Linked DNA regions of Homo sapiens: regions 1 and 3 are each linked to region 2. Evidence: chromatin loops called from intact Hi-C (ENCODE). Cell type or tissue: Caco-2. All regions are shown on one strand. Links, peaks and the distances in the headings refer to the core of each region. The heading gives the core; the rest is flanking DNA. Region 1 overlaps SLC22A11 (solute carrier family 22 member 11). Region 2 holds the start of LINC02724 (long intergenic non-protein coding RNA 2724). Region 3 holds the start of LOC124902688 (a long non-coding RNA gene).

The links. Peaks named below come from ENCODE experiments on the same cell type or tissue, not always from the same donor. Only the 100,000 strongest peaks of a DNase experiment are listed, where the experiment ranks them.
Region 1: it touches region 2 in a loop (4-fold over the local background); 4 of 110 quality-filtered maps call a loop at or near these places.
Region 3: a loop joins it to region 2, with 4 times the contacts of the local background. A loop is called at or near these places in 5 of 110 quality-filtered maps.

The regions. Positions count from the first base shown.
Region 1 is chr11:64,559,760-64,570,051 of GRCh38, forward strand. It overlaps SLC22A11 (solute carrier family 22 member 11), which reads left to right. Exons shown (of 10, transcript NM_018484.4): 3 at 2,245-2,399; 4 at 2,508-2,676; 5 at 4,549-4,669; 6 at 5,463-5,578; 7 at 7,840-8,054; 8 at 8,911-9,019; 9 at 9,893-10,099. Among named protein-coding and RNA genes, the nearest start is that of SLC22A11, 9.0 kb to the left of the region's middle. RefSeq lists a silencer at 100-268 and an enhancer at 5,055-6,024. In Caco-2, for the core only: CTCF peaks have their summits at 5,679 and 5,882; DNase peaks (open chromatin) are centred at 5,712 and 6,922; H3K4me3 peaks cover 213 bases.
Region 2 is chr11:64,443,543-64,453,834 of GRCh38, forward strand. It overlaps LINC02724 (long intergenic non-protein coding RNA 2724), which reads left to right and starts at 5,515. Exons shown (of 2, transcript NR_073177.1): 1 at 5,515-6,110; 2 at 6,355-8,115. RefSeq lists an enhancer at 5,854-6,103, a cis regulatory region at 5,993-6,262 and a silencer at 6,040-6,235. In Caco-2, for the core only: CTCF peaks have their summits at 5,439 (motif pointing right) and 6,184 (motif pointing right); DNase peaks (open chromatin) are centred at 4,967, 5,459 and 6,169; H3K4me3 peaks cover 1,225 bases.
Region 3 is chr11:64,380,272-64,390,563 of GRCh38, forward strand. It overlaps LOC124902688 (a long non-coding RNA gene), which reads left to right and starts at 6,836. Exons shown (of 2, transcript XR_007062718.1): 1 at 6,836-7,094; 2 at 9,855-10,042. In Caco-2, for the core only: a CTCF peak has its summit at 5,153 (motif pointing right); DNase peaks (open chromatin) are centred at 5,180 and 6,240.

The DNA of each region.
Region 1 (10,292 bases), core at 3,452-8,451, 120 kb after region 2:
GGACACAGGTAAGTAAGTCAGGCCACCTTGGAACGTGAGGCCGGTTAGGGGAACAGGGCACAGGTGATGGGCACGCCAGGGCCAGCCGGCAGGACTGGAAACGTCTCGTACCAGGTGACACTGAAGCCTAGGCCTGCTGGCGGGGAGAAGCGTTCTCTGTGACACACTTTCTTCTCTTGGCTTCCAGAACATCCTCACTCCTGGTTTTCCTTCCACCTCCCAGGAAGCTGTTCTTGCTCCCCCTCCTCCCGCTCCCCCTCCTGCCTCTCTTCCTGTTCTGGGAGCTGAGCTGCTGATTCCTTGCCACGCCCCCTCACTCCCCCAGCAGCCTCCATCGGAGGACACAGACCCCCAACCTGTGGGACCCTTCTGCGCCTGCGCTGTCCCCTGGCCTCCCTTCCTCACCCCCACACTCACCTGGCTCTTCCTCCAGGACACACTCAGCCCAAGCCCCTCTCTGCCACAGCATCCCCTTGCCTGAGCCACCATCTCCTCTCACCAGGCAGGCTGCAACCCCTCGCAGGTGTCCTCTGCAGTGGCCGTCCACGCTGCCACAGCACTGAGTGACTTTGCAAAATCTCGGAGGTTGATCTGGTCAATAAAAGCTGGCCCAAAGTCCTCCGAGGGCCCCACTGCACTGAGGACAGTCCCTTCCTGCCTACCCCCTGCCCTGCGCTGGGCTTCCATCCACCCCCAGCTCCACCAGCCTCCTCCTGGGGCCCCCTGCACGCCTGCAGAGCGCCTCAGTGACTGTGCTTCACCCAGAAGCTCTTGCCTATGCTGCTTTGTGCCCACACGCAGGCCGCAACTCAATGCTCTTCCTTGAGGAGGCCCTCCGAGGCCACGGAGCCAGAGACTCCTGCCCGGCCCCAGGCATGACTGTCCCAGCCCCTCCTTGCTTCCCTCATCACAGTGCCTGGCTCTGACGATGCCTGGCTGGCTCAAGGCTTGTTTGTTGTCCACGTCCCCACAAGCACACAGGGACCCAGGGACTGTGCTCCAGAGCCCAGCTCAGCACGGTGGCAGACACGCAGTCATTATTTCATGAATGGAGGACTGCCTTCCCACTCCCTCCTGCCACCACCCTACTGGCTCTGGGGTCTGACTACCTGGGTCTGAATCCCAGCCTTATCCCACCCAGCCTTGTCCTACAAGGTAGATCTCTTCCCTTCTCTGGAGATCTCTTCCCTTCTCTGGGCCTCAGTTTCCCCCCAGCAGTGGGGTCTCGCACCTGCCCACGCAGTTGTCGTGAGGATGAAGCGAGTGTCCTTGCTCCTGGGTGCTGCTCAGACAGGTGCGGCCAAGGTCTGCCTCGCATCTCCGTTCTGAGCAGAACGGGCTTGAGTGGCACTAAATGCAATCTCCGGTTCAGACTCAGCCGGCCTGGAGGCCACCGCAGCCCAGGGCACTCGGGCAGGGGCCGAGGGCTCTGCATCCGCCCCATGAGCACCCCCTTCACAGCGCACAGGTGAGAGCAGTGGATTGCAAAGTCTCGGCCTCCTTACTCCCTGGCCCCTTGCCCAGTGTCTTGATTCTCATAGCAGCCCTGTGAGGCATGTCCTTATGGATGCCCTTGTGTTACAGATGGGGAAACTGAGGCTCAGAGATGTCGAATCACATGCCCAGGGTCACCCAGGAAGGACAGAGCTGGGGCTCAAACCCAGGCATCTGATGCCCAAACCTGTGTTCTTTTTTATTTATTTATTAGAGACAGAGGCTCATTCTGTTGAACAGCCTGCAGTGCAGAGGCGTGATCATACCTCACTGCAGCCTTGAACTCCTGGGCTCAAGCCATCCTCCCACCTCAGCCTCCCAAGTAGCTGGGACCGCAGACACCTGGCTAATTTATTTATTTATTTATTTATTTATTTATTTATTTATTTATTTATTTAGTAGAGACTGAGGTCTCACTATGTTGCCCAGGCTGGTCTTGAACTCCTGGCCTAAAGTGATCCTCCAGCCTCAGTCTCCCAAAGTGCTGGGATTACAGGCATGAACCACCGTGCCTGGCCCCAAACCCCATGTTCTTAAACACTGAAACTGAACTGCACCCTCCCATGGCAAGGTACCTGCCACTTTTATAACAGAAGCACTCTGAGTGTACCCCTAAAAGTTCCAAGAAGGAGGAGCTGGCTGCAAGAGATCCCCTGGCGTTGTTGAACTCCCAGAAGGCAAGTACCTGCCCACATATCCACGTCCTCAGGGGCCCCTCTCCAGGCCCCGTGTGCTTCTCTCCTGTGACAGGTTTGGGAGGAAGCCGATGCTGAGCTGGTGCTGCCTGCAGTTGGCCGTGGCGGGCACCAGCACCATCTTCGCCCCAACATTCGTCATCTACTGCGGCCTGCGGTTCGTGGCCGCTTTTGGGATGGCCGGCATCTTTCTGAGTTCACTGACACTGAGTGAGTCCCCGGCTCAGCGCGCTCCTGCCATGGGGGCGGGGGTGGCAGGAGAGAATGGGGCTCAGGCCGCCGCATGAGGCCTCACCTGCACGTGTCTGCATCCTTCAGTGGTGGAGTGGACCACGACCAGCAGGAGGGCGGTCACCATGACGGTGGTGGGATGTGCCTTCAGCGCAGGCCAGGCGGCGCTGGGCGGCCTGGCCTTTGCCCTGCGGGACTGGAGGACTCTCCAGCTGGCAGCATCAGTGCCCTTCTTTGCCATCTCCCTGATATCCTGGTCAGTATGATGTGGGACCTTTTCCTTAGGAGACCCAGGGTGGGAGGGGGACTCTTCACTTTCACCTCTCTGGCTGGCAGTAGGTCCAGAGACCTGGAGTGCCACAGAAGGGCCATGGCATGAGCGGCACCCTCGCTAGGGAGGGACATTGGTGATTGGCAGTCCTGGGCTAAGTGTTGCAGCCCGAGGTCCGTGGCTCCCATCCAGCCCAGACAGGCCAAGATGGGCTGGCACAGCATTGGCTCAAATGGTGATTTAAAAAATACATTTGTAACTAGTTGCTAACATTTAAAAATCAGAAGATTTTCAAAAACAAACAAAAACAGTATTTTTTACCTTCTTTGGAAAAACTGGAAGATCCAGGGGCACTGGGCTGAACTTCGGCCACAGTGGAAGCGGCCGCTCTCCCGGTCCCCAAGGCCCCACTGCCGCTGTCCCCTGGGCTGAGGCTGTGAGCATCGTCCTTCCTCAATACTTGCACCAGCCCCCACCCACCAGCTTCACTCCTTCACATACAGTGCGGACCAACATTGGATATGAAAATAGATTGTTGTCACTACAATTTTAGGGGCCGCAAAAATCCCTAAGGTCTGGAAATCCCTCCTTGGGTTGGCACTGAGGAAGGAGACACAGACAGGTGCAGAGGGTCTTAGGTGCTGGGGACACACAAGTGAACAAAACAGGCAAAAACCAGTGGCCCCGTGGAGCTTACGTTTCATACACAGATCAATAAGTGAAGAGGAAGGCCATCCCATAATTACAATAATTAGGCCATCCCCGCCACGCTGATCAGGTGTGTACCAGGTGCAGTTTATAACACTAGGTGCGTATTAACACACCTTCTAATAAGTAAGATGATGCGATTACCACCATTTTCAAATGAAGGACCGAGACCTAGAAAGGTTAGGTCACTCACCCAAGGTCACACACAGCCGGTGAATGCCAGAGGCAGGATTTGAACCTAGGCAGGCTAACTCTTCACCACTACGTCAGACTGCCTCCAGAAGTCCTTCTTAGCTTCCCTGCAAACAGGGCTGAGAGCCGGTGGGTTGGGCAGATCCTGTGCCTTCCACCAGGAAAGTGTTTCTCCTGGCCCACCTGCCCCTGAGGTTGGGGAGAAATAGACTGGTTTTATAAAATCACCTGGTTCTGCCTGGGGATATTTTAAATGTGCTAAAAAAAAAAAAAAAAAAAAAAAAAAAAGGCCGGGCACAGTGGCTCAAGCCTGTAATCCCAGCACTTTGGAGGCTGAGGCAGGTGGATCACAAGGTCAGAAGATCAAGACCATCCTGGCTAACATGGTGAAACCCCATCTCTACTAAAAATACAAAAAAATTAGCCATGGTGGTGCACACCTGTAGACCCTGCTACTCAGGAGGCTGAGGCAGGAGAATCACTTGAACCTGGGAGGTGGAGGTTGCAGTGAGCCAAGATCGCACCACTACACTCCAGCCTGGGTGACAGAGTGAGACTCCATCTCAAAAAAAAAACAAAAAAACCCAGCACCAAGTGACCTTTCTATCCTAGAAATAGCCCCAGAATCACTGGTGAAGCAGCCAACTCTAGGGACACCCATGCCCAGGCCACCTGTGCCCTGGCTGTGTGCAGGGCTCAGGTGGGCAGGCCCCGGGCAGCCAGGCGAGCCAGATGGAGGTGGCTCGCTTGGGAAGGTGGGCGGCCAGGCATTGGGACTCAGCTTTATTCTGAAACCGCTGGGGACTGCCAGGCTCCTGGCTGGGCAGCAGCGGCACAGAAGCATGTGCTTCCTCATCACTCATCTCAGCTGGAGGGTCCGTGCCCACTGCCCCTTTCCACCCCGCCCCGGGGGAGAGCCCAGCGTGCACTCCCAGCTACACACCTGCCTCCTTACAGGTGGCTGCCAGAATCCGCCCGGTGGCTGATTATTAAGGGCAAACCAGACCAAGCACTTCAGGAGCTCAGAAAGGTGGCCAGGATAAATGGCCACAAGGAGGCCAAGAACCTGACCATAGAGGTGAGATGCTGCTGTCTGCGAGACTTGACCTGGGACAGGACGTGCACTGAGGGATCATCCGTGTGGCCTCCAACAGCACCACCCACTCCAGCACCACCTCCACCAGCACCACCACCAGCATCTCCACAGACACCACCAACACCTCCATCACCACCTCCACACAGACACCACCACCACCACCACCAATCCCGATACCATCACCAACAGCACCACCACTGTCCACACCCACCATCACCTTCACTGCCATCACTCCATCACCACCAGCACCACCAATACCATCACTAACCCCACAGCCACCATCTCTGCAAAACATCTCCACCACCTTCACCACCATCGTCACCATCGGTAACAGCACCATCATTATCAACAGCACCCACACCGTCACCTCCATCACCCACCACCTCCACCTGCATGTAGCACGCACCCACCTCATGGGGGTTCTCGATGTGTCTGGGGAAACAGAATGTGTTTATTTGAAGGTAGCTGCTTTCAGGAAACAGGCGCTGCCAGAGATTAGAGTGAAGATGGGGTCGGAGGATAAGGGAAGGCTTCCAGAAGGAGGCAAGCTAGAGCTGAGAGGACCAGGGCTGAGTCAAACCTGCAGAAGAGCCAGGGCCTGGAGAGAACCTTTTCTGCCCCATCCCCTCCCCTTCCCCTAGGGATCCAGCTTCCAGAGGCCGAGGCCCAGGACAGGCTCCCCGTCACTCTGGCCACTTGGACACTGTTCTCTGGCACAGGGGGTGGGGCAGGGCCATTGCCCTACCATTCACGGTGCCCCCATTCTCCCCGGAAGGTGCTGATGTCCAGCGTGAAGGAGGAGGTGGCCTCTGCAAAGGAGCCGCGGTCGGTGCTGGACCTGTTCTGCGTGCCCGTGCTCCGCTGGAGGAGCTGCGCCATGCTGGTGGTGAAGTACGCCGTCCTGGTGTCCCTCCCCAAGGCAGGGCTGGGACAGGCAGGAGGCAGAGCTGGGACAGGCAGGAGGCAGAGCGTCCAGGGGAAACAGCACCCGCAGGCCTCAAGGGGGTGCATTTCTGTCTGGGACAGGACGCAGACAGCCCCAGCAGGCAGGAGTCCTGGCAGGCAGCAGAGAGGGACTATGCACAGGTGGGATCTGGAGGCTGCCATCTGCAGGAAGCCAGAGGAAAAGGCAGCTCTAGGCTGGGGGTCCCAGGGTCCCAGGGAGGTCCCAAGACAGAGGCAGAGCCAGGGTCCCTAGAGCCAGGGGACCAGCCACGGCCGAGGAGTACCACTGTGTGTCATCGTTAGAGACTTACCACTTTCCTAGAGACCATGGCCATGCTCCTAGAGGGTGAACCTGCATTCGCTGACCCCTCCATGCAACCCCACTTCACTGATGGGGAAAGAGGATCCCAGAGGGGTAAGGAACAAGCCCAAAATAATAGAGCCTGCATTGGAACCGGGCTGAGCTAACACTTGGCTTACCGGCACTGTCACTGCCAGGGCCCGCGCGACCAGACCCTGGCCCTCCCCGGGACCCAAGGTCATCTGGGCCCAGGAAAAGGCCCTTAAAACAAATTCAGTTCCGGTGACATCCAAAAGAGCATATTAAAAAGCAAGGACCAGTCAGGCGCGGTGGCTCAAGCCTGTAATCCCTCACTTTGGGAGGCTGAGGCAGGAGGATCGCTTGAGCCCAGGAGTTCAAGACCAGCCTGGGTAACATAGTAAGACCCTCTCATCGCTACTAAAAATCAAAAAATGAGGCAGGAGGATCACTGGAGCCCAGGAGATAGAGGCTGCACTGAGCTGAGATTGTGCTACTGCACTCCAGCCTGGGCGACAGGGCAAGATTCCGTCAAAGGAAAAAAAAAAAAACCTAAGGACCTGGTTTGATTGGGACTTTTATCTTGAAATAAAACTGAAGTTTAGGAAAACGTTTCTTTTATGCTATATTTAACCACATATGGGTTATGATGGCAAATACTTGCTACATCTTAGAACAAAGATAGATCAAATGCCTTTTTTAAAAAACTTCAATTTTTTTCTGATAAATCAGAAGGAGTGCTCTCACTGCAAACACCCGGGACCAGTTTTTTTTTTTAAAAAAAAAAAAAACCTTCCAGGATTCCTCAGTTCTCCCAGGGGCCGGCTCTGCAACCTTTGTTATTCAAATCAGAGGCTTTGAAGCTGGTGACCTTGTGGGTTTTCCTGTCTTGTTAACCCAGTTGTTATCTGTCCAAGGCTCCAGTGTCGGCCGCTTTGAGCACCAGCCCAGTGACTCTCACGTCACTCACATAAACTTCATGAAACACCGCGGCTTGTGCGATTTTACTCTGATGTTGTTGGGCTGGTGTTGTCCGATGTTTATTGGGTGATGCAATCAGGTGACGCCTAAGGGGAGGGCTGGGAGGAGCATCTGGGTTAAGCAGGGAGAGCACAGATTTTAAACGTGGCCGAGAAGAATTTTACCTTGCAGCCAGTTGTGGATCCAAATCCCATCTCCAAACCATGAGAATTTAAATACCGTAAATTCAGCTACTCGTGAGCCAGTGGGGTGGGGGAGTGGGCAGAAAGCAGACCCTGAGATGGAGAAGGGAAGGCAAGGGGAGATGCAGCCACAGCCTGGGCCCAGCCCAGCCCCTGGGAGCGTGGGAGCTGGGGCCTTTCTGGGTGGTCCCTCTGCCCCATGAACCAGTCACAGGCTGCTCTCCCCAGAGAAGGGGCAGCACTCCCAGGGGCTGGGGGACAGGCTCTCCATCCTGAATGTGGTCTGGGCAATGCAGCCCAGGGTCTCCCGAGAGGCCCTGTCCTGCCATGATTCCCATCTTCCAAGAGAAAGGCACAGTGTGACTGGTTATCAGAATCAAAGCCAGAGAGGGCTAGTCCGGAAGTGAGGGGCAGCTCAGAGGCCCCCGAGGGCAGACTTGGTCCCAGCCAGAGAGGCAACGCCCCAGCGCATCGCTGCCCCTGACACAAAGCCTGTGTGTGAAGGGATGGTGGAGCCACCCTGCCTGCCCTTTCCTGGAAGAGCCTGACGCTGGGGTTGTGTCCTGAGTTTGGCAGGCTTCTGGGATCGCTGGCCGAGACAAGCCCAGGATTGTCCTCCGGGGTTGGCCATGTCCTCCCAGGCAGCTCCTGGTGGGAGGTGCTGTTGCTGTTGGGGTGCCCTCTCCCCGGCAGGGCAGGGACCTGACTTCCAGCCTTGCCCGCAGTTTCTCTCTATTGATCTCCTACTATGGGCTGGTCTTCGACCTGCAGAGCCTGGGCCGTGACATCTTCCTCCTCCAGGCCCTCTTCGGGGCCGTGGACTTCCTGGGCCGGGCCACCACTGCCCTCTTGCTCAGTTTCCTTGGCCGCCGCACCATCCAGGCGGGTTCCCAGGCCATGGCCGGCCTCGCCATTCTAGCCAACATGCTGGTGCCGCAAGGTGAGGCAGGCGGACTGGGCGGTGGGACCGGGCCCTGCTTCCCCGCCCACCCCACTGCTCTGAGCGTGGGGCCACATCCCCTCCCTGGCCCCAGGAGCTGCCTCCCTGTTTTCTTTCTGAATGAGGGAGGCTATGAGGACCTGGAATCCCTCTCTGTGTCTCCTTTTATTGCTGAGGGTGGGAGACTGGGGGAAAGGGACAGGGCGGCACGTCGTGCGGTGGCGGCAGAGCCGGGAGGAAGGCAGGAGGCTGCCTTGCGGCTGGCAGAAGGCCTGAGCGGGGACGGAGGCGGCCGGGGCCCTGCAGGCTGCAGCGAGAGCCCAAGCTCTGAGCGCGAGCAGCTGCGAGGAAACTGACAACGGCGAGCACCTCCCAGCAGTTCAGGCACCTCCACGGAGCAACGCGTTGGGGAGGCCAGGCCTGCGGCCAAAAGGGGGCCCGGACCTCCGCCTCCAGGCCAGGGCTTCTGCCATCCCCACACAGGCAGGCTGGCGGGCAGCAGGAAGGCTGCTGTGGACCGGGCCCGGCGCTCTCTCCGTCATAGCAAGAGGCATCTCGGGACCCTAGGAGCCGCGGTGGGGGGCATTCTTTCAGTGCAGCCTCCACGGCCGGCCAGGCTCAGCTACCCTAGACCTGGCTGGGTTTCTGCCTGTGCCCCTCGGGCCCCTGCCGCGATATCGCATCCTATGCTCTGTCCCCCAACCCCAGCCCTGGGCAGCCCCGCACCAAGCCAGCAGGGCCGGGGACTTGTAGGGAGCCCAGGGTCCCCTCTGCTCCAGGCTGGCTGGCCGCACACTGACTAGCCCCTGGGTACCCTCCAGGGCAAACCCCACTCTCACCCCCTTCCTGTACCCAGATTTGCAGACCCTGCGTGTGGTCTTTGCTGTGCTGGGAAAGGGATGTTTTGGGATAAGCCTAACCTGCCTCACCATCTACAAGGCTGAACTCTTTCCAACGCCAGTGCGGTAAGCTGGGCTGCAGGCCATGCCCCAGGGCCAGCAGGGCCGTCCTGAGAGGGCGGTGGGAAGGGAAAGAAGGGTCTGGCAGCCAGGGAAATGCAGCCAGGGCCGCTCAGGGTCCCCCCCAGGACAGCTCTTCCCCTTGAGAGTCTCGACCCAGACAGAAGCAGTACAGTAGAGCCCTGGGGACATCTGGGCCTGTGTTTTCACACCATTTTGAGCCACAGAGTCATCTGTCCAGATGGAATCTTATAAGAATCCTGATTAGGAGACCAAGAGCTGCCCTGGTAGCAGTGGGGACCCTCAACTCACTTCCCACCACTCCTTCCCTGCCCCAAGAGAGCCCCAAGTCACCTCCTTGGAGCCCAAGGGCATCATAAAACACAAATGGAAAACCAGTGGTCTAGAGTCTAGGCCACCCCCACATTTGATATTTGGGTAAACTGAGGCTCGGGGTGAAGGACTGGCTCAGCAGAAGGGTAGGACTGGACTCCAGCTCTCCAGACTTTTAGCCCAATGTTCTTTCCACCACTCACTCATTTCTCCATATTTTAATTTGTTGTTTGGACAAGCATTTATTGATTTTGTTGATATCGTATGGAAAGCCTGAGTTGGGAGCTCAGTGGCCTAGCAGGAGTATGGAGAAGCCCTTAAGTTGCCCAAGAGTGGGGAAAATGAGGTGGGCCCTAGAGATTTCCCCTGAAACACTAGATGCAAAAATCTGGGTGGGCTCCGTGGAGGAGGTGGCATTAGAGGAGGCCTTGAGGAGGGCAATTCCCTCAGCCCAGCTTTCCTTCCCCTGGCATCTGTGAGCCCAGGATGTCTTCCTGCCACAGGGCCAGCTGTTACAGGGATCTGGGCCCTCCCCTTCACCCACAGGATGACAGCAGATGGCATTCTGCATACAGTGGGCCGGCTGGGGGCTATGATGGGTCCCCTGATCCTGATGAGCCGCCAAGCCCTGCCCCTGCTGCCTCCTCTCCTCTATGGCGTTATCTCCATTGCTTCCAGCCTGGTTGTGCTGTTCTTCCTCCCGGAGACCCAGGGACTTCCGCTCCCTGACACTATCCAGGACCTGGAGAGCCAGTGAGTGACCTGTGATCCCTGGGCATCGGGCTGGGCTTCCTCCTGGGCCAAGATGGAGACAGGCCTGGGCTGCCCAGGGCAAAGGCTCAAGAGTACCAAGGCCTGTGTTTCTGAAACCATTTAATCTTTCCAACAATCCTGCCAGAAATGTATTATTACTATCCCCATACTATTACTAGGGTCAGAGAAAGAA
Region 2 (10,292 bases), core at 2,565-7,564:
CATCTGATCTGCCAGAATGCAGCTTTTGTTTTCTAGCGGATCTTTCCTCCCTTCATGTCCTGGATTGATTTTTTAATTCTGGAAATCGTGTGTGTGCTGAGCTCTCAGGAGCCTTGCTGTGTGTTGTGTGCAGAGGAGGCCCTGGTCCGGCCAGGTGGTTCCTTTGCCACCTGCCGAAAGCAACGATTTCCTTGGCATCTCTGCAGGTGGAGTGACAGAAGCCTCACAGCTGGCTCAAACCTACAGGGAGTAGAAGACATGGGCAGGGGGCGACCCACTTGGCCACACTGGGACCCTTCACCGAGATGTGCCTTGGGAGGACCGTTTGTACTCTCAGGTCTTGGCTGTAGGAGCAGAAGTCCAGTGGCAAAAGCTATACGGACCCCAAAGAAGCCATGACCCCAATGCCCGTATCAGATGTGGCCTAGTTGGTTGATGCAGAAAGAGCCAGTGGGGCGCAGAGAGCGAAGAAAAGTTCTGCTTAGAGAGGAAGATCAGGCCCCAGTCAAGGAGTGGGTCCTTTATGTGGGAGGAAGAGCCAAATGGATATGTGCTTACCAGAGGGGAACTGTGGACAGCGCTCAGTGTCCACTAAACCTGACCCATTTTCTTTCTTTCTTTCTTTCTTTCTTTCTTTCTTTCTTTCTTTCTTTCTTTCTTTCTTTCTTTCTCTTTCTTTTTCTTTCTTTCTCTTTCTTTTTCTTTCTTTCTTTCTTTTCTTTTCTTTCTTTCTTTCTTTCTTTCTTTCCTTCCTTCCTTCCTTCCTTCTTTGCTCCCTTCCTCCCTCCCTCCCTTCCTTCCTCACTCCCTCTCTTCCTTCCTTCCTTCCTTCCTTCCTTCCTTCCTTCCTTCCTTCCTTCCTTCCTTCCTTTCTTCTCTTTCTTCTCTTGTTTTTGTTTTTTTTGAGATAGGGTCTCACTCTGTCGCCTAGGCTGGAGTGCAGTGGCATGATCTTGGTTCACTACGGCCTCGACCTCCTGGGCTCAAGCCATCCTCCCACCTCAGCTGGGCTTGAAAGGGAATCGCTATTTCTGGCACAGCCGGGAACCTGGGGACTCAGCCCACCACCGTCCCAGAGGCTGGCCCAGGGCCACACCATCCCTGCTGGACGCAGGGGTCAGAATGCAGCTGCCACAACCGTGGGCTCCAGGACTGCATGGCTTAACCCAGCAGATGAAGCTGGATGCTGCCTCTGCCACCTGAGTGGCTGGGACTACAGGTGCACTCCATCATGCCTGGCTAATCTTTTGATTTTTTTTTTTAATAGAGATGGGGTCTTGCTGTGTTTCCCAAGCTGGTCTTGAACCCCTGGGTTCAAGTGATCCTCCTGTCTCAGTCACCCACAATGTTGGGATTACAGGTGTGAGCCACCTTGCCTGGCTAAATCTGGTTCATTTTCTTCCTGACACACAAACTACAGTTCCCAGCTTCTCCTGCAGCTGGCTAGGTCCCTGTGGCCATGTGACCTGTTCTAGCCAATCAAATGTGGGCAGAAGGAACATGTGCTCCTTCCGTGGCATTCCTATGTGCTGTGATCTGGAAGGCCACATGTTGAGGATGGCAGGGCTCCACGATGGAGGGATCTCAGGTTTCAAAGTCACTGCAATGCCAGAGAACTGCATGGGAGAAGCACCCAACCAAGGACATTCATATTCAACTTGCATGAGCAAGAGATAAACTTGTGTTAAACTACAGGTTTGGAGCATGCTTGTTACGGCAGCTAACCTATGCTGACTAATACAGAAGTCTTTCCTGGAAGCCCCCTGGCAGACCTGCCTAGCCAGCTCATTGATGGCAACTGGGTGCATGCTCCCCACTGAGTCACTGGTGGGTGGGATTGGTATCCAAACCATATCAAGGTTTGCCAGCAGGAAGAAGGTGGGAACTGATTCCGGGTAAGCAACCACAAGCAGCTGCCATATTAGTGAGGCTGAACAGCTTTTTATATATTATTGGCTAATTCCACACTTGTTTTGTCAATTGCCTCTTCATGTCCTTTGCCTGTTTGTCTGCCATGTTTGGGGTATCCATTGACTTCTGCTATGGAAGCAGAAGACGCCAGGGGCCCACTTTCCCAGCCTCCCTTGCAGGCTGCAGGCTTATGATTGAGGATCTGTCATTCAGAGGCTCTTGCCTCAGGAATGGGATTAAAAGCTAATGGCCAGAGGTAGCAGAAGCCGTGCAGACTTGATTCCAGAGAGAGTGAAAGCAATGGCAGCTGATCCGTGGCAGTGCGCAGGACCCAGTAAAAAGGTAGCCATGGTGTCTTTACTTGACCAGCTGGAGCACAGTTTCTGTTCCTGTCTGGGAGGCCTGCAAGCCTGGTTCTCCAGCCCACCCAGAAAGTCTGTGGTGGTACTTGATACTCATCCCTTTTCTGCTTAAATCAGCTAAGGTCAGTTTCTGTTGCTTGCGAGAAAAAACTATCATATTAACCCTCCATCTGTATTATCTGTTACAAATCTTTTTTCCAGTTGTCAGTAGTCTTTCAACCATACATATATATATATGTGTGTGTGTGTGTGTGTGTGTGTGTGTGTATAGTTGTATAGTTATATATATTATATATATAATATATAATAGCTTTCTCAGAGAGAAGTTTGAGATTCTCATGCAGCCGCATAGATCAACCATTTAGTTTCTGGTTTTCAGGTCAGGTTTATTTATTTATTTTTATTTATTTATTTATTTTGAGACAGAGTCTTGCTTTTTCGCCTAGGCTGGAGTGCAGTGGTACAATCACAGCTCACTGCCTCCTGGGTTGAAGTGATTCTCCTGCCTCAGCCTCCTGAGTAGGTGGGATTACAGACGACCACCACTACATCTGGCTAATTTTTGTATTTTTAATAGAGATGGGGTTTCACCACGTTGGTTGGCCAGGCTGGTCTCGACTTATGACCTCAAGTGATCCGCCCACCTTGGCCTTCCAAAGTACCCAGCCTCAGGTCATGTTTAAAAAGGCTTTCCTTAATCCAAGATTATAAATATATTTAATTAAGTTAAAAAACTTAAGTTGTTATTGGATTCAAATATTAATATTTAAATATTTTGTTTAAACGTATACAAAATTAAAAAATTCAAACACTACTACTAGGCTTAAAATTATATAAATAAAAAAGAGTTCTCTGCTCCATTTCTCTGATTCCCAAAACTCCCTCATTAGGGGCACCCACTTTCAGTTTTTGAGTAGATGTTTCATCTTTTTCTTTCTTTCTTCTTTTTTTTTTCGAGATGGAGTTTTGCTTTTGTTGCCCAGGATGGAGTGCAATGGTGCGATCTTGGCTCACTGCAACCTCCGCCTGCCGAGTTCAGGTGATTCTCCTGCCTCAGCCTCCTGAGTAGCTGGGACTACAGGCATACACCACCACGCCCGGCTAATTTTTGTATTTTTAGTAGAGATGGAATTTCACCATGTTGGTCAGACTGGTCTTGAATTCCCAACCTCAGGTGATCCACCTGCCCCGGCCTCCCAAAGTGCTGGGATAACAGGCGTGAGCCACTGCGCCCGGCCTCATCTTTTTCTTAAACCTTCATTTCTAAGTGAAATGGCTTCTACTCTTAATTCCTGATTTTCTTCACTTTCTGATCTCGGATTTGAGATCTCACTTGCTACCATGAAAAATGAGACTTTATTTTCTTACCATCCACACTTCTATTATCTGTCACTGCTCAGCCTCTTTTAAATCTATGGGCCCCCTCTGTCTTTTCTTTTCATTTCTTTTCTTTTCTTTTCAGATGGAGTCTTGCTCACTGCAACCTCTGCCTCCCGGGTTCAAGCGATTCTCCTGCCTCAGCCTCCGGAGCAGCTGGGATTACAGGTGCACACCACCACATCTGGCTAATTTTTGTATTTTTAGTACAGAAGGGGTTTCACCATGTTGGCCAGGCAGGTCTGGAACTCCTGACCTCAAGTGATCTGCCCACCTCAGCCTCCCAAAATGCTGGGATTACAGGCGCGAGCCACTGCACCCCGCCCGTTTTTTTCTTTTCTTTATAAAAGTTGAAATACACTAGCTGTATCTAGTTTCGGGATGTGCATGATAATTGGATACATTCCTATAATCAAATCAGGGTAATTGGGATGTCCATCATCTTAAATATTTATCTTTTCCTTGTGCCAGGAACATTAGGATTATTCTTTTCTAGCAATTTTGAAGTGTACAATCGATTAATGTCACCCTACTGATCTATTGAACACCAGATGTTATTTCGTCTATGTAAGTGTGTATTTGTACCCACTCATCAACCTTTCTTCATCCCCTCCTTTCCCCCTCCCCTTCCTGGCCTCTAGTAAGCAGGTTGCTGTTGCAAATTACGTATTGAAGAAACTGGCGCTTTGTCCTATGGTTGCCTGCAGTCTGGATTTTGCTGGTCACGTCCCCTTAGCTTTGTTGAGCAGGCTCCCCAGTCCCTGTATTTCTTGTAATTTGATAGTTGGCAAACTTTTTCCATAAAGAGCCAGCGAGTAAATATTTTGGGCTTTGTGGGCTATAACAGTCTCTGTGGCAATTCCTCAACTCTGCTGTCACAGCGAGGCCGCAGCCAGAGACAACATGTAAACAGCGGAGCAGGGCTCCGTTCCCACAGCGCGGGATCTGGGTCCCAGTTTGCACAGCCCTGAGTCGAGGGTGGATCCAATCCAGGTCTGATACAGCATTTCAATGGTGATGCCGCAGCCTTCCACACTGAGGCACTTAACACCCCATTGTTCCCAATTGCATTTTAACTGAAAAAATACAAAAAGAGATCAAAACTGAAAGTGCAGTTTCCTCATGGTCCCACCACATTTTGGAGAAGTGTATAAATGGAGAAGTGAAAGCTCCATCTTCTGCCCCTTCCCCATGAGAGAGCCTCTATTCACAGCCAGGTCAGTTTCTTCCAGACTGTTAACATCCGTGTGAGTGCACATGTCTACACTGCGTGGAGCCTGCCTGCTTCCTGCCCCGCAGGCGTGTCTGCTGTGGGAAGGCTGGAGTTCTGACCTTCCCCCTCCCCCTCTGGGTGACAGGTGGCTCAGTTCTCTTCCCTGCCACGTTCAAGACCAGGTTGGGGGAGGGGGTGAATGTCACTATTCCCCTGACTGCCACTGTGGAGAGGGGAGACCCTCGCCCCTTTTCTGAATTTTTCCTTACCCCTTTCCTTGGAATAAAGCAAACACCAGACCCAAATGGATTTTAAGTGACACTTTCCCAAGAGTCTGGAGAGGGGACAGAGACTGGACGTGGTGTGTCCTGCCTGAGCCGAGTCATCTGGTTACGAGGGCAGGGGCAGGCTGGGGTGGGGCTCATGCGCCCCGGAAGCACCCTGGCTCCTCGCTCTCCCATGCCTCTCCCTTTATGTCCTCTGCTGTCCAGCGCCTGGGCCCCGGCCCTCCCTGGGACACCATCCTGCCCTGCCCGAGTCGTGGCTCTCCAGTCTCTTTCGGGGACTCGCCCCTGGCACCCACTAGATGGCGCTCCCGGCCACTCAGCTCCCCCTGCCTCGCTTGGGGTGGTGCTGGACGTCGGGAGCGCTGGCCTCTGCTCTGCTGATTTGCAGGTGGGAGTGCAGGGTGAGCCCGGCGCAGGGGATAGGAGGTGGGGGAGTCGAGAGCTGGAGTCAGGCGCCGCTCACGCTGGGATGACGGAGTGTTAACCTCAGACTCTGGGTCCCTTTGGGCCGAAGCTTTAAGAAAACAGGGGCAGCGAGCCCGGCGTCCCAAGGAGCCTTGCCAAACTGGGCATGGAGAACGGGCCTCCTGGATGGCCACCCGCCCAGCTGCCAAAGAGGCCGGAGAGCTGGAGCCGGGACTTGGAGGATCTTCTTCAGAGAGGCAGGAGGGCGGTCCGAACGTGCCCCCACCCCTGACCTCAAGCCCATGTGGAGAGGGCCAACAGAGCCTCTTGGAGAGCTGGATTTGCGTCCTCTGCAGCTTGGGGGACACGTCGTTGATGGTGACTGACACGCCCCAGAGATAGTGACATGATGATTAAGAGTGACAGCCTGAGGGAGCTGAGCGCAGCATGGCTGGTCTGGCAGCTGCTGTCGGTGTCGCGACCCCACCCCACTTCCCCGGCTCCCTGCCTCCTTCGCTGGAGAAGCATCCTCAGCCAATGGAGCCACAATACCTGGTACGTTCAGGCGACGCCCACAGCCCACGGCTAACTGTACAAAAGACTGTTCCCTCGCCTGCCTCTAGATGGCGATACCTCTGCCCCAGGGCCCCCTGCATATCTGCCAGAGCTGTATTTACCCTGGGACCACGCCTTTACCGAGTCCTTTCTCCTTCCCCGCCCCTCTGCCCTCACATCCTGGGCGGCTTGTCCCAGGATGAGCCCTCCCCTAGTAAATCCCTGTCTTGGGCTCTGTTTTCAGACAGCTGAAGGCAGGGAACAGCAGGAGGGGCCCCAGGAAGCTGGCCCCAAGGACGGGATGCTGCAGGAGGATGCCCCGCTGGCCCCTGGTGACTGGAGCCCGTTGCGGAGGCCCCTGGCACGAGGTGGCAGAGCAGCTGCTCAGGCCTCCGCCTGTGGTCACCTGGGACAGGACTCAGGTGGACGGGGATGCCCGGCTCGTTTAATATCACTGATGTTGAGAGACAGATGGGAAAATAGCCGTGAGAAGGACGTGGAGTGGGGAGGCTGTCACTGAATACTACTGACACTTAGAAGAGGGAAAATGACAAGTTCAGGGCCACGCATCACCAATTTAAAGCAAAGTCAGGATTCCTTGGCAGAATTTAACGAAATGCTTCTCTTCTATAGCCAGGGGTCAGAGGGCAGAAGACAAGGTGCAGGACTCCAGAGAAGGCCAAATTTCCAGCCCAGGGAAGTCCCTTCTCCAAAGTCAGGGCCCCAAAGGGAAGGGTGGGGTCCCTGATATCTGAGATGGACTATCTGAGGAGACACTCTTGAGACATTGAACCCCCAGATTCTCCTGTACCTCCTGGCCTGCAGAAGTGACCCATTGCCTCTGTTGGAAGACAGAGGTCCTCTTTTGCTTAAAGACCATGCAGAAACTAAGGGAAGGGACCTTACAAGATAAGGAGTTCCTCTCTCCAGCATCTGTCCCCACCTCCCCTCCTGACCACCAGGCTCAAAGCTGGATCATATCTCAGCATGACCTGACCAAGGATGTGCTTTGCATGCCAGGGACCAAGAGGGATTAACAAGCAGAGGAGTGGTGGGAGCAAGCCAGCAGGGACCAGCCGGGTCTAGAGAATGTTCCTAGATGTGGACTCTGAAGGTTCTAGATCAAGGGAGGCTGCATAGTAGCTGGAGACTGGAGAGTTAATTAGTACAGAAAGACTCCCTAACCCCTAAAAAGGCCCTGGGAAGATTCTAATATGTTGCTTGGGAGGGTTCTTTTTTTTTGAGACAGAATTTCTCTCTGTCGCCCAGGCTGGAGTACAGTGGTGCGATCTTGGCTCTGCAACCTCCACTTCCCAGGTTCAAGCGATCCTCCTGTCTCAGCCTCCCGAGTACCTGGGATTACAGGCATGCACCACCATGCCCAGATAATGTATTGTTTTTTTTTTTTTTAGTGGAGATGGGATTTTGCCATGTTGGCCAGGCTGGTCTCGAACTCTTGACCTCAAGTGATCTGTCCACCTTGGCCTCCCAAAGTGCTGGGATTACAGGTGTGAGCCACAGTGCCCAGCACTTGAGGCAGTTCTTGAAAGCTTGGAAGAAGTGATAGTGCATAGGCGATGAAGTGGAGATGTCAGAACAGCCCTGGAGGAAGGTATGCAAAGTCTCAGAGAAGTGGACACGCCAGAATGGCTCTTCTATTGTAGGTTGTACAGGAAAACAGTGTGACAAGAGTGATGCCATCTTAAAACCGCCATATGATGATGAATGTTTCACCCCCATATACCAAGCTGCTCTGCAGTAAGCTCTTTAAACAATGCCTGTACCATACATAACCCTTTGTAAAGATGCTTAGCTAACCCCCTCCCCAAGTGGCTATGAGTTTTGCATTAAAATCGGAGATATGGCCACCTGCACATGTTTTACCCTAAAAGCTTGCTACATAAAAGTACTTTCTGCAGGGCAGATGTGGGGATCTACCATTTTGTGGCAGCCCGGAACATCGCTTCTGCTCCTAAGTCCCTATTAAATATTTCTTTACAAGAAACTGGATTTGTCAGCCTCTTTCTTCAGCCTCTCAGCTCCCTCGGCCTTTGCAGGTAGATTTGCACAGACCTGTTCACCACGAAACAGGGTGGAAAACCCACCAGCTGGCCATGTTCTTTGGAAGGTTCCAGCTCTTTACCCAAATGATAAGGCCTGAGCTGTCGAGGAGACATTGGCGTTGCTGAGCAGCCCTGTGAGGGTTGCCCGGGCCTGGCAGGGGTGGGCTGCCATGGATCTGAGCTCTCCCATAGCCACAGGGACAACTGGATTCCCGAGTAGCACAGGTCAAAGGGCAGCACTTAACTGTCTGTCACAAGCAAGGGGGTGAGAGGATCAGAATGGACAGCAGGGTTGGGACAGCCGCGGGGGAGCCTGCCCTGCCCAGCCTATGGAGATGGCTCATAGGACATAGCATTTCCAGGGGGAAGGTGTCTAGGCAGCCGGCAAGGATTTTGTTCAACAAATAGAATGAAAAGCAACCAAGAATCGATGAGCAGAAGTCCAAGGCCGGATGCCCCAACAGAAAGGAATGATCCCCTGCTGTTTCCAAATCTGAACTTGTTCTCAATCTCAGAATCCATCAGTGGAAGAGGGGCAGGTCCCAAGAGGAAGGACCCCGCAGCCATACCATCCCCCAGGACTGTATCGGTTTCCTGGGGCTGCTGTAAAAACCTGCCCCAGACTGGGTGGCTTAAACAATAGAAATGCATTGTCCTGGCCAGGCACGGTGGCTCACGCCTGTAATCCAGCACTTTGGGAGGCCAAGGTGGGCGGATCACAAGGTCAGGAGATCGAGACCATCCTGGCTAACACGGTGAAACCCCGTCTCTACTAAAAATACAAAAAAAAAAAAAATTAGCCAGGCGTGGTGGTGGGCGCCTGCAGTACCAGCTACTCAGGAGGCTGAGGCAGGAGAATGGTGTGAACCTGGAAGGCAGATCTTGTGGTGAGCCAAGATCGTGCCACTGCACTCCAGCCTGGGCGACAGACCGAGGCTCTGTCTCAAAAAAAAAAAAAAAAATGCATTGTCTCCCACAGTTCTGGAGACTGGAAGTCCAAAATTGAGGCATCAGCAGGGCTGGCTCCCTCCGAGGGCCGTGAGGGGTGTCTGCGCTGCCTCTCTTCTAGCTCCCTGGCAGTCTTAGGCGCTCCCTGGTTTAGAGATGCATCACCCCGACCTCTGCCTTCATCTTCCCGTGATGTTCTGCCCATGTGCTTACTTGTCTCTGCGTCCAAATTCTCTCCTTGCCCCACCCATTTTTTGTTTTTTGAGACAGGGTCTCACTCTGTCTACACTCCAGGATGGAGTGCAGTGGCACGATCATGGCTTACTGCAGCCTCGACTTCCTGGGCTCAAGCGATCCTCCCGTCTCAGCCTGCTGAATAGCTGGACTATAGTTGTGCACCACCACGACAGCCTAATTTTAGAAATTTTTAGAGATGGGGTCTTGCTGTGTTGCCCAGGCTGGTCTCAAACTCCTGGCCTCAAGGGATCCTCCCACCTCCAATTTCCCCTTTTTATAAGGACACAGTCGTAATGAATTAGGGCCTATCCTAATAACCTCATCTTAGCTTGATCATCTGCAAAGACTCTATTTCCAAATAAGGTCTCATTCACGGTCCTGGGGATCAGGATTTCCCCAGTACCGGGGGAATGGTGGAGGCATGATCCAACACATAACAGGGAACTTAGCCATTTTCTCCAGCAGCCGTACACTGGGAAGAGGGCATGGCCAGCTCTGGTCCTGTGGGAATTGGGTGGATGGAGTTAGAAAAGCAGGGGATTTATGGAGGTAGTACCTGTGACAGGTAAAGGAGGGGGCAGGAGGGGGCTGGGGACTTTCAGGCTCTGAGGAGGGTCTGACACCTGTGAGAGGAGATGAGGAAGGAAGGAGGATTGGGTAGGAAAAGCCTTGGACTGCAGTGCAGCTTGGAGGGAGTCTGGCCAGCCCAGCAGGGGCTCTGGAACCAAGATTGCTCAAAGAGGAGTCCCACGTTGGGAAGGAATGCCAGGGTCTCCTACCCCTGCTGCAGGTAGGCACTGGCTGGGAGCTGCCTGGGGCAGCATGACCTTGGCTCAAACACTGTCACCCATTGTGGAGGCTGTCAGCTCACTGCCCTGTGGCAAGGGGGTGCTGAGTGGCATCTCCAGGGCTGCCACAAGGGGGTTTCCCAGAT
Region 3 (10,292 bases), core at 2,342-7,341, 63 kb before region 2:
AGTGTGAGAGTGTGTGTGAGTGTGTCGCTCTCTGAGGGAAGCACACAGCGCCGTGGTAGAAGCTCTGAAGTAAACACTTCGTTCTTCAGTTGATTCCCCTCCACGGGGACCCTGTTGCCTACTGGGACTGTATTGTAGCCGGGGGATGCGGGATTCAGACCCGGCCAGGAAGGCCTGACTCTCCGCACTGGGTGGGGCCGGCCTGGAGGCTGCAGAGGGGAGCCGCGGGCAGGCACGGGGCGGCCGCTGGCCGTGAAGTGATGTGCTGGTTGACGCTGTGGGCATGTAGGGGCTGTCAGGGGAGCGGTGACAGAACCAGGGCCAGGCGGGAACTGGAATCTCCAGGGATCTTGCTTTGCCTGTGAGTGGGGAAAGAAGGGCTGTGGGGAGAAGCACCGCAGGACTAGGCTGGGGGGACTGGAGCCCGGAGGTAACCCTGAGGCTGGCTTGTGACTTCATCTCCAGGGCAGACGCAGCCTGGGATGTGTGTGGGGAGTCCCTGGCCTGCTTGGAAAGGGAAGCCCTTCCTCCCCAAAGCTGAGCCTTCCCAGAAGGGGTGCTCCGGCTCTGCTGTGGGGAAGACTCTGCCCTCCGCAGCTGCCCTCAGATGTCACTGGGGGAGGGTATCCCTAATAACTGTTGTGTAAAGTGTAAGAAGCTCAGGGCACTGACTCAGGTGTGCAAGAAAAATCACTTTTTTTTTTTTTTTTGAGATGGAGTCTTACTCTGTTGCCTAGGCTGGAGTGCAGTGGCACAATCTCAGCTCACTGTAACCTCCGCCTCCTGGGTTCAAGTGATCCTCCTGCCTCAGCCTCTCAAGTAGCTGGAATTACAAGTGTGCACCACCACACCCAGCTAATTTTTGTATTTTTAGTAGAGACGAGCTTTCACTATGTTGGCCAGGCTGGTCTCAAACTCCTGACCTCAAGTGATCTGCCCGCTTCGGCCTCCCAAAGTGCTGGGATTGCAGGTGTAAGCCACCGCCTCCCACCACTTGTTTTTAACCACTCAGCAGTGTTTCTGACATCAAGACCTTGGCTGAACTGGCAGAGAAAAAGTAGCTTCCAATTTTCCTGGTGAACTTCCTACCCTGCTCAGGGTCCTGTCACAGCGGCAGAGACCTCTGAGGGACCAGAGCAGCAAGTAGGGGCCAGGAGGGCCCCCATCATGGGTGCACACAGGAACTTCTGACACGTCCACACTCCAGTCCTTAAAGCCCACAAGATCCTTCCATGGCGCGCTCAGGGCAGGAGACCCTGGGTGAGCCACTAGTGGGCCCCCTTTTGAGAGGCCCCAGCACGGTTCCTCCCTGGGGCCTAGGCTTTCTCTTGGCAGGCTGCTGTGAGTAGAGGCAGGAATCTCTGCTCTCAGGATGCCCAAGGCTGGCTCTCCTTTTTTCTCCAAGACAAAGGATTTTGGAGGACAAAAGTTAAGAAGACCCATCGGTGTTTTTTGTTTGTTTGTTTAGTTTTTTTGTTTTTTTTTTTTGTTTGTTTTTTACTGTGTCTCACTCTGTTGCCAGGCTGGAGTGCAGTGGCATGATCTCGGCTTACTGTGACCTCTGCCTCCCGGGTTCAAGCGATTCCCCTGCCTCAGCCTCCCGAATAGCTGGGACTACAGGTGCACACCACCATGTCGGGCTAACTTTTTGTATTTTAGTAGAGACGAGGTTTCACCATGTTGGCCAGGATGGTCTCTATCTCCTGACCTCGTGATCCGCTCGCCTCGGTCTCCCAAAGTGCTGGGATGACAGGCATGAGCCACCGTGCCCGGCACCCACAGGTGTTTTTACCTAACACCTGCCTCGCCTAAGGCAAGTACTGCCTGTTTGAATGGGCCGTGGTTTAAGGAAAAGGGGGAAATAGAGAAAAAAGAAAAAAAAAAACAGATGAAGAGCTCAAAGAACGATCAGGCATGTACGCATGCATGAACATTATTAATGTGGGAGTGGTTGTAGATTCCTCCCCATTCATCCTGCTTCCTTCTCCAGAGATAAGGATTTTTACTGGAGAGGGGACTGGTCTTTGTCTCAGGGCAGAGAGGCGTGGTAGGTCCCTCCTGCTGCAGCCCAGTGGGGCAAAGGGAACCAGGGGCTCTTGGACCCAGGCTCTAGGGACTTGGCCCGAGGCTCCCAGGCTTACCCTGGGAGCATTACCATCCCAGGGAGATGGGGGTGAAGGAGAGTGTGGGGATATTCTGGAAGTGATGTACATCACTGCTGACCGTGTCATTGGCCAGACTTGTCACCTACCCTCCTCACCTCCCTCCCCCGATGCAGAGGAGGTGGAGAAAGGGATGGATGTTGGCAGACCGTCCCTTCTTCTCCTTCCCGTGATCATCACATCAAATCACCATCATGTCTTCTCTGGACACCACGATTCCCTACGAACGATGTCCCAGCATCTCCCACCCCTCCTCCATACGGTCCTCCATATAGAAGCCAGGGGAGTTAAAACAATGAGAGCAACACATATCTAATCTTTCAACTTCTGTAGGATAAAGCCCACGCCTCTTTCCATGACTCATGCAGCCTGGCCCCTGTTACCTTTCCAGTCCCCTTTCTCACCATCTCCTGCCATGGGCTCTGCTCTGGCCAAATCAAACCTCTTCCAGGTCCTCAAATGCATTGTGCTCATCCTTTGCACTTGCTGTTCCCTCTGTGGGGCACGCTTTCCCCTTCTCTTGGCCAGGCTGATGCCATGTCATCCGTCAATGCTCGGATGGCTTTATTTCTCAGAGCAGCCCCTCCTGACCCCTCCACTAGCCTACAAGCCCCGACTCTTTGTGCCGTCAGTAGGCAGCAGTTCCCACCGAAGCAGCCGTCCCTGTGTGTTGCTGTCATTGTCTTTTCTTTTTTTGGAGACAAGGTCTCGCTCTGACGCCCAGGCGGGAGTGCAGTGGCATGATCTCAGCTCATGGCAACCTCCGCCTCCCAGGTTCAAGCGATTCTTCTGCCTCAGTCTCCCAGGTAGCTGGGACTACAGGTGTCCACCACCACGCCCAGCTAATTTTTGTGTTTTTAGTAGAGATGGGGTTTCACCATGTTGGCCAGGCTGGTCTCGAACTCCTAACCTCAGGTGATCCACCCACCTCGGGCTCCCAAAGTGCTGGGATTACAGGCATAAGCTACCACACCTGGCCTGTTGTCATTGTTTAATTATCAGTCTCTCTGCCTGGGATATGAGCATGGCGGGGAGGGACGAGACTGTCCTCATCATTCACCATTGTATCCTTGGTGCCACATCATCCCTGGCACATAGTAGGTACTCTGGCGATGTTTGTTGAGTGAACAAGTGAATATACTTGTAGATTCAGCCATTCCCTAGCAACCCCAGTTAAGCCCCCTGCCTGGGGTCAACCCAGACCATCACTGCTCTCCTCTCCCCATCTAGGTGCTCAGGGTGGGCTGGCCAGGTGTGCAGGGCCCCTTTCTCAGGCTGCCCTGCACATCCCGTGTTTCTCTGGATGCTGCATGTGTCACAACAGCTCTGCCACCTGCAGGCTGTGTGGCCTTGGGCAAGGCACACTCCCTCTCTGAGCCATGGCTTCTTTATTGACTCTTAGATTCAGTTCTGCAGAACCCTGGTGCTCTGAGGAGGTCTCCATGAGCAGGGTAAGGGGAGGCTGGATGGCTGGATAGTCCCTCCGCTTCAACCAGAGTGGCTTTGCTTTGATGTGTTTCTTATGCTGGGGTCAAATATAAGATTCTGTTTGGAAAGGGCTCTGCTGAAAATAGTAGTGACTATATCTCTAAGCTAGAAGATGAAGCGGGTCTCAAAGCTTAGCTTCAGGAGTTTCCCTGAAGGAGTGTGAAACCCATCTCCATCAATTCCTAGCTAAGTGACCTTGGGCAAATTACCGACCCTCTCTGTGCCTTAGTAACCTTATCCACGAAATGAGGCAATAATGTTGGCCGCCTCGTGGCATTGCAAAGATAAGGTCAAGTAATGCATGCCAAGCACTTGGAACACCTCCTAGGCAGAGGGCAGGAGGGCCCCTGGGATGAGTGAGGCATGGAGGTTGTTGCCATTCAAGCCAGGCCGACTCAGGCTGGCTCCCACAGGACGGCGCGTAGGTGCAGGTGTGAAGTGGTCTTTCAGCACATTTTCATGGAAAGAAGCCTTTCCTTTCAGATTCCTGAAAACCTCAGAGCTAAGGACTTTTCAGCGGGAAAGTCAGGGAGGGCAGTTTCCATAAGTGCACCTCACACTGATGCTGGCGTCTGACAGCTTCCCCCATAACACTGGACCGAAGGTGGGCGGGGCGCGGGCCAGCTCTGTGGGTTTGCTCTGGGCGGTTTGAAGACAGCAGTCACCAGGCCAGGGCCTCTGTGACCCCTCCCTCCTGCCTGCTCCCTGCGGTGCCCCCACTCTTTCTGATTCTCCCTGGGGCCTGGGAGACAGTGGGACACCCTGGGATGCCTGAAACTGCAGGTTGAGAGGCAGCCAGGGAGTGGGGTCCTCTGGGAGGAGCCTCAGGCAGGTTTCTGGGCCCCCTGTAACCGGCTGAATCAGAATTTCAGGGAGTGCAGTCTGGGAATCTGCTTTTTAAAAAGCTTCCCAGGGTCATGTGCAGTGACTCATTCCTGTAATCCCAGTACTTTGGGAGGCTGAGGCAGGAGGATTGCTTGAGGCCAGGAGTTCAAAGTTACAGTGCACTATGATTGTACCACTGCACTTCAGCCTGGGTGGCAGAGCAAGACTCTGTCTCAAAAACAACCAAAAAGCAACCTTCCATGGTGTATATTCAAGCTATGGAGCCACAGATCTCATCTCATGAACCTCCTGAACTTTCCTAATGGGGAGACCGAGGCACAGAGGGGAAGGGACTTAGCCAGAGCCACAGGGCTGCCGACTGGCAAAACCAATTCCCGTGATGCCCAGCTGAGGCTTTCTCCCTCCCTGGGCCACACTTGCTGTAATGTGGAATTTTCCATAGGGACACAGATCCAATTTTATACTAGGAGCTCTCAGAAACCAGTATTCTCTGCCAGAATTCCCTGCCATCACCCACTTTAGTGGAAAGCTGGTATTCTACAGAGTAAGGGGTGTCTGCTATGTCCCCCACTCCCACCACACCATTCACAGGTCCTCAGAGCCTCTCTGTGTTATTTTTCCTGCCCAGCGGGGGTCAACAGGTATCTGGCAGGGCCTGCTCACCAACAGATGTCCCTGTAGACCTGTCATAAGGCAGGCTGCCGGGAGCACACTGGACACAGAGGGGAGGTGGGGAGAAGCTGCCTGGGAGCCAGTGAGACCAGGCAGGCACTGACTGCTTAGCGGGGGCAGGCGTTTCTCCACCGAGAGAGTTGCAGATGCCAAACAGACTCTGCAGCTCCGAGCTCTCCAATCTGCCTCAGCGGGGTCTTCCGTGCCCTGCATCTCCCCTGGCTGGGGCTTGGAAGCTCAGCCCGGAAGGTTCTTCTTGCCTGAGTGAGTCAAGTCCAGAGAAAGTGTCCGTGGTTGCCTGTGGAAAGAGGAAGCACTTTCTGGCTATTTCCTTTAATAACAACAAGAGTAGCGATGACGTTGAGCCCATTTATTGAGCCTCATGATGTGCCAGGCCCTGTGCCACACAGGTAGAAGGTCACACATAGGATCCCTGCTGCTGCTGTTGTTAATAGTCATGGCCAATGTTATTACTGAATCCTTCTCTGTACCAGGAGCCAGGCACCGGGCCCAGCACTGTCTATAATTTCCTTTCATGAACAGGTTCTACATTATCATCATCTGCAATTGTTTCCATGTTGTGGATGAAGAAAATGAGGCTTGGAGAGAGAAAGTAAATTGTCCAAGGTCACACAAAGGCATCCACAGGCATTGGCCCTAGAGCCTGGGCCTCCCTACTTGAGAACTAAGCCCTTAACCACAGTGGTTGAGCGGTTATGCTGCCTCTCAAGGTTATCTCCTGCCTAAGAGATATTTCTTTCTAGCAGATGTGTGGTGGTTCGCTTTCCTCTGCAATCCGTTTTAGCTCTCTTTGCCCCAAGGATCTGGTTCTCGCTCCGACTCTGCAGAGCCTAGAGCTCCATAGACGCCAGCCCCGGGCTCTCTTTGCTGGAGGTGGCATGGCAGCTCCATTTGCTGTCTTTGTGAAATAAATCATGTCAGTCATGTGACAGCGCACTGTCCCTCATCATAGCCTAGCTTTCCATTCTGATCCACAACTTGGTACCTCAATGTGAAGACTGTGGTCTGGAATGACAAGATTCCAGAATACAGCCATGAGTCACTTAGCCATGGGGACACGTTCTGAGAAATGCATTGTTAGGTGATTTCATCACTGTGTGAACATCAGAGTGCACTTACACAAACCTGGATGGGTAGCCCGCAACACAGCTAGGCTAGATGGTACAGCTGATTGCTCCCACACCACAAGCCTGTATGGCAGGAAGTGCTGAGTAGCAGAGGCAATTGGAATAGAATGGTATTTGCGTATCTAAATGTATCTAATCATAGAAAAGGTGGCACATTGCACTATGATGATATGATGGCTATGAATGACATCACTAGATGAGAAAAATTTTTCAGCTCCCTTATAATCTTTTATTTTTGTTATTTTTCTTTTCTTTCTTTCTTTCTTTCTTTCCCTCCCTCCCTCCCTCCCTCCCTCCCTCCCTCCCTCCCTCCCTTCCTTCCTTCCTTCCTTCCTTCCTTCCTTTCTTTCAAAAAATAAAAGCATACAGACAACCTCTTGCTATGTTGCCCAGGCTGTAGTCAAACTCCTCGCTTCAAGCAATCCTCCTGCTTTGGCCTCCCAAGTCCCAACCATGTTAGCCAGGCTGGTATCGAACTCCTGGCCTGAAGTGATCTGGCCACCTCAGCTTCCCAAAGTGCCAGGACTATAGGTGTGAGCCACCACACCCAGCCTCCATTATAATCCTATAGGACCACCATGGAATATATGGTCCCACACTGTCCAAAACATCATCATGCAGCCCATGAAATTAAACTGTTTCAAGGAGAAAAGCAAAGAACACAAATGAAAGATGGGTGAGGAGGAATCAATTGTGTGAACACTCAAGAGATGAAGACGCTGAGGTCCCAGTAGACCACCGGCTGTCAGCAGCGGAATATGATAGCAGATTTGTTAAGGTAAGCACCACAAAACAGTGCTGCATCCCAGGTGTAGAATGGGCTGAGAACATCTGACACTTTGCCTCCTCTTTTTTGATGTCATAATCACTGTTGTATTATTCTCCACAAGCATCCAGGAGGGAGATTAGTTTGGGCCCCTATCCTCTTAGTTTTATTAGCTCTGTAGAAAGTATGGCTGGCCAGGTGCAGTGGCTTATGCCTGTAATCCTGGCATTTTGGGAGGCCAAGGTGGGCGGATCGCTTGAGGCCAGGTGTTCCATACCAGCCTGGTTAACATGTGTAATCCTGTCTCTACCAAAAATACAAAAATTAGCCAGGCATAGTGGTGCATGCCTGTAATCCCAGCTACTCTGGAGGCTGAGGCAGGAGAATCACTTGAACTTGGGAGGTGGAGGTTGCAATGAGCCGAGATCGTGCCACTGCACTCCAGCCTGGGCGGAAGAGCGAGACTCTGTCTCAAAAAAAAAAAAAAAAAAAAAAAAAGTATGGCCAAGGCTGGTATTTTCTATACTCCTGTCTTCCTTAGCTTCCTTAGCAACACAAAAGCTATAGTGTTGGGTGTCAATGGGCTTTTTATAATATCACATTTCCTAGCCTTTCAGAAATAGGCCTATAAGATGTAAGCAAAGGTTATTGAGTATGGTTTCTGGGAAAGCTCTCCAAAGGAGGCTAAGCTGAGAGGCATGTCCTTTTGCCTTGCCCCTTCCTACTCTCTGCTGCCTGAAATGTGGATGTGATGTCTGGAGCTGCAGTAGCCATTTTGGGATCATGAGGTAGCCCCAAGGATGGGAGCCTCATGTTAATGATGGCAGAGAGCAAGATAGAATGAGCCTGGGTCACTGATGGCTGTGGACCTGCTGTATCAACCCTGGGCTGGCTAACTCTAGACTTCTTTTCACATGAGAGCAAAATTTAACCTCTCCCTTATTATAGCCACTGTTATTTTGATTCTCTGTAGCTTGTAGCCAGGTGCAATTCTTAACCGATAGCAAAGCTTTTGAGCACACCTGATGCCTCACTTCCCATCTCTATTCATGAATAAAGGGAAGTTTGACATGGATATAGCAGGGTGTCCCTGAGGCATCTGTACTGGGAACAGAGCCTGCTTTTTGTGGGCCTGGGGGCCTTGTGTTGGCTTGGTCCTGTTTGCAGGAACGGGCATGCCCGCTGGTTTTATCTCTCAGAACTGGAGGAGGAGAATGAAGTCGTTTGGTGCAGAGGTGCCCTGGGAGGGGAAGGGGCAGCAAGAATGGTGGAGGTGGATGCTGCGAAGTGACGGCTGGGCTGGGGCCTGGGGATCTGTTTCTGGGAGTGGTAGCAAACTTCTGGGCTCAGGCAGTGTCCCTTCTGGCCTGGGTGACAAAGAACAGTGCAGCTATGGGACAGCACAAAGTCGTGTGTTTCTGCCCCAACCCTAGCCTAACCTTGACTCTCTAGGACTGGCAGCCTGGGAACACTGGAGGCCAGCAGAAGCAGGGGATGCAGAGAGGATGGGGCCAGGTGGAAGCCAGGTGTGGGCTTGGACCTGAGCATGTGGGAGACACTCAACATGCCCTGGAATCCCCAGGGGTGGCAGGTGCTGAGGTGGGCTGTGCTCTGTGGGTGTGCAGCCGGGCACTAAGAATCTTGGTAATTTAGCTGGAGAGCTTGTTTGTGCCCCGGGTAGCCGAGCTGGACATGCAGGTTGCAGAGGGAGTTGGAAGCTGATGGACTTAATGAACATCGTAAATCCCACGGCACTCCCGCATCGTGCCTCCCTGTTGCCTGGTGGAGACTTACCTCTTCAGAAAGCTGGTTTCAGCAATCGCTCCATAAACATCCTTGAAGTTCATGGCCCTCTTTGCTGTCTCGGAGCTCACGCTGCACTTTCTCAGTCTGTTCCATGTTTGCTGATTGAATCAGCAATTCAGCCATTTGGATTAAAAGGCATACACAATTTTTTTTTTTTGAAAGCAAAAACATCTTCTGTTGAAGCAGCTCTGCCTGACCTACCATTTGCCAAAGGAGATGTTCTCAGAAACGTGTTGTTGCCAATGCTCAGAATAAAGATCTGAAAGCCTGTAGCAAGGATCAGAAGCCTCATGGCCAACATCTCTGCATTTATAAAGCATGATTTCTCCTGTGAGTTTGGTGAGGAGATATTTTAACCCTCATTTTGCAGATGGAGAAGGTACGGGGAGGTCTTGCATGTGATGATGAGGCCAGTCATTGGTGGAGACTCCAGGTGTCTTTTTATGTCATCTCACCATCCCTTAGACTGTTAGCTTCAAGGGAAGATGGGCTCATTATTAGCCCAAATATTGACTTACATAGAATAAAAGTGGTAGCTGATATTTGAGCATGGACTCTGAGCCTGGCCCAGGACCAAGTGGCTTTGATCTGTGATTTTGTGTAGTGTGTGTAGCTTACCCAGCTCCTGTTCCTCCCACTTGTGCTTTCTGGTCCCTCCAAGCTTGCTCTAGGTCAGTTGCTGGAATGCACGGGATGCTGGGATAGATGCTCACCCATTTCTGCTGGTCACAGATGAGGAAGCACCTAGCCCTAATGGCAGCTGGCAGCCAGCCTGTCACCCCAAGGACACCATACCTCAGGGTCCAGCTGAGGCTATGGATGACAGAGGAGAGAGGGAAGAGGTCAAGTCCTGAGGACACAGCTGAGCTGCTGGATCGAACCAACCCTGAAGTCCACCCTACTGCTGAACTGTCCTTTAGCCAGGCTGCATCTCCATTTATCATTTTATTTCTTGGCACCTTCCAGAGCCAAGAGAGAGAATCTTCATGTCCAAGGGTCAGCATGCAGCTCATAGAGGGGCCGGAAATCACAGCTGTGTCTGTGCTACTTCTTCCCATCTTCAGGTGCCATGAGTGAATCAGGAAAAGATATTGGTACTGTATTAGTCTGTTCTCATACTGTTAATAAAGACATACCTGAGACTCTGTAATTTACAAAGGAAAAAGGTTTAATTGACTCACAGTTCCCAGAGCTGGGGAGGCCTCAGGAAACTTACAATAATGAGAGAAGGGAAAGCAAACACGTCCTTCTTCACAGGGCAGCAGGAGAGAGAAGAATGAGCAAAGATGGAAAGCCCCTTATAGAACCATCAAATCTCATGAGAACTCACTCACTATTATGAGAATAGCATGGGGGTAACCACCACCATGATTCAATTACCTCCCACCAGGTCCCTCCCACTAC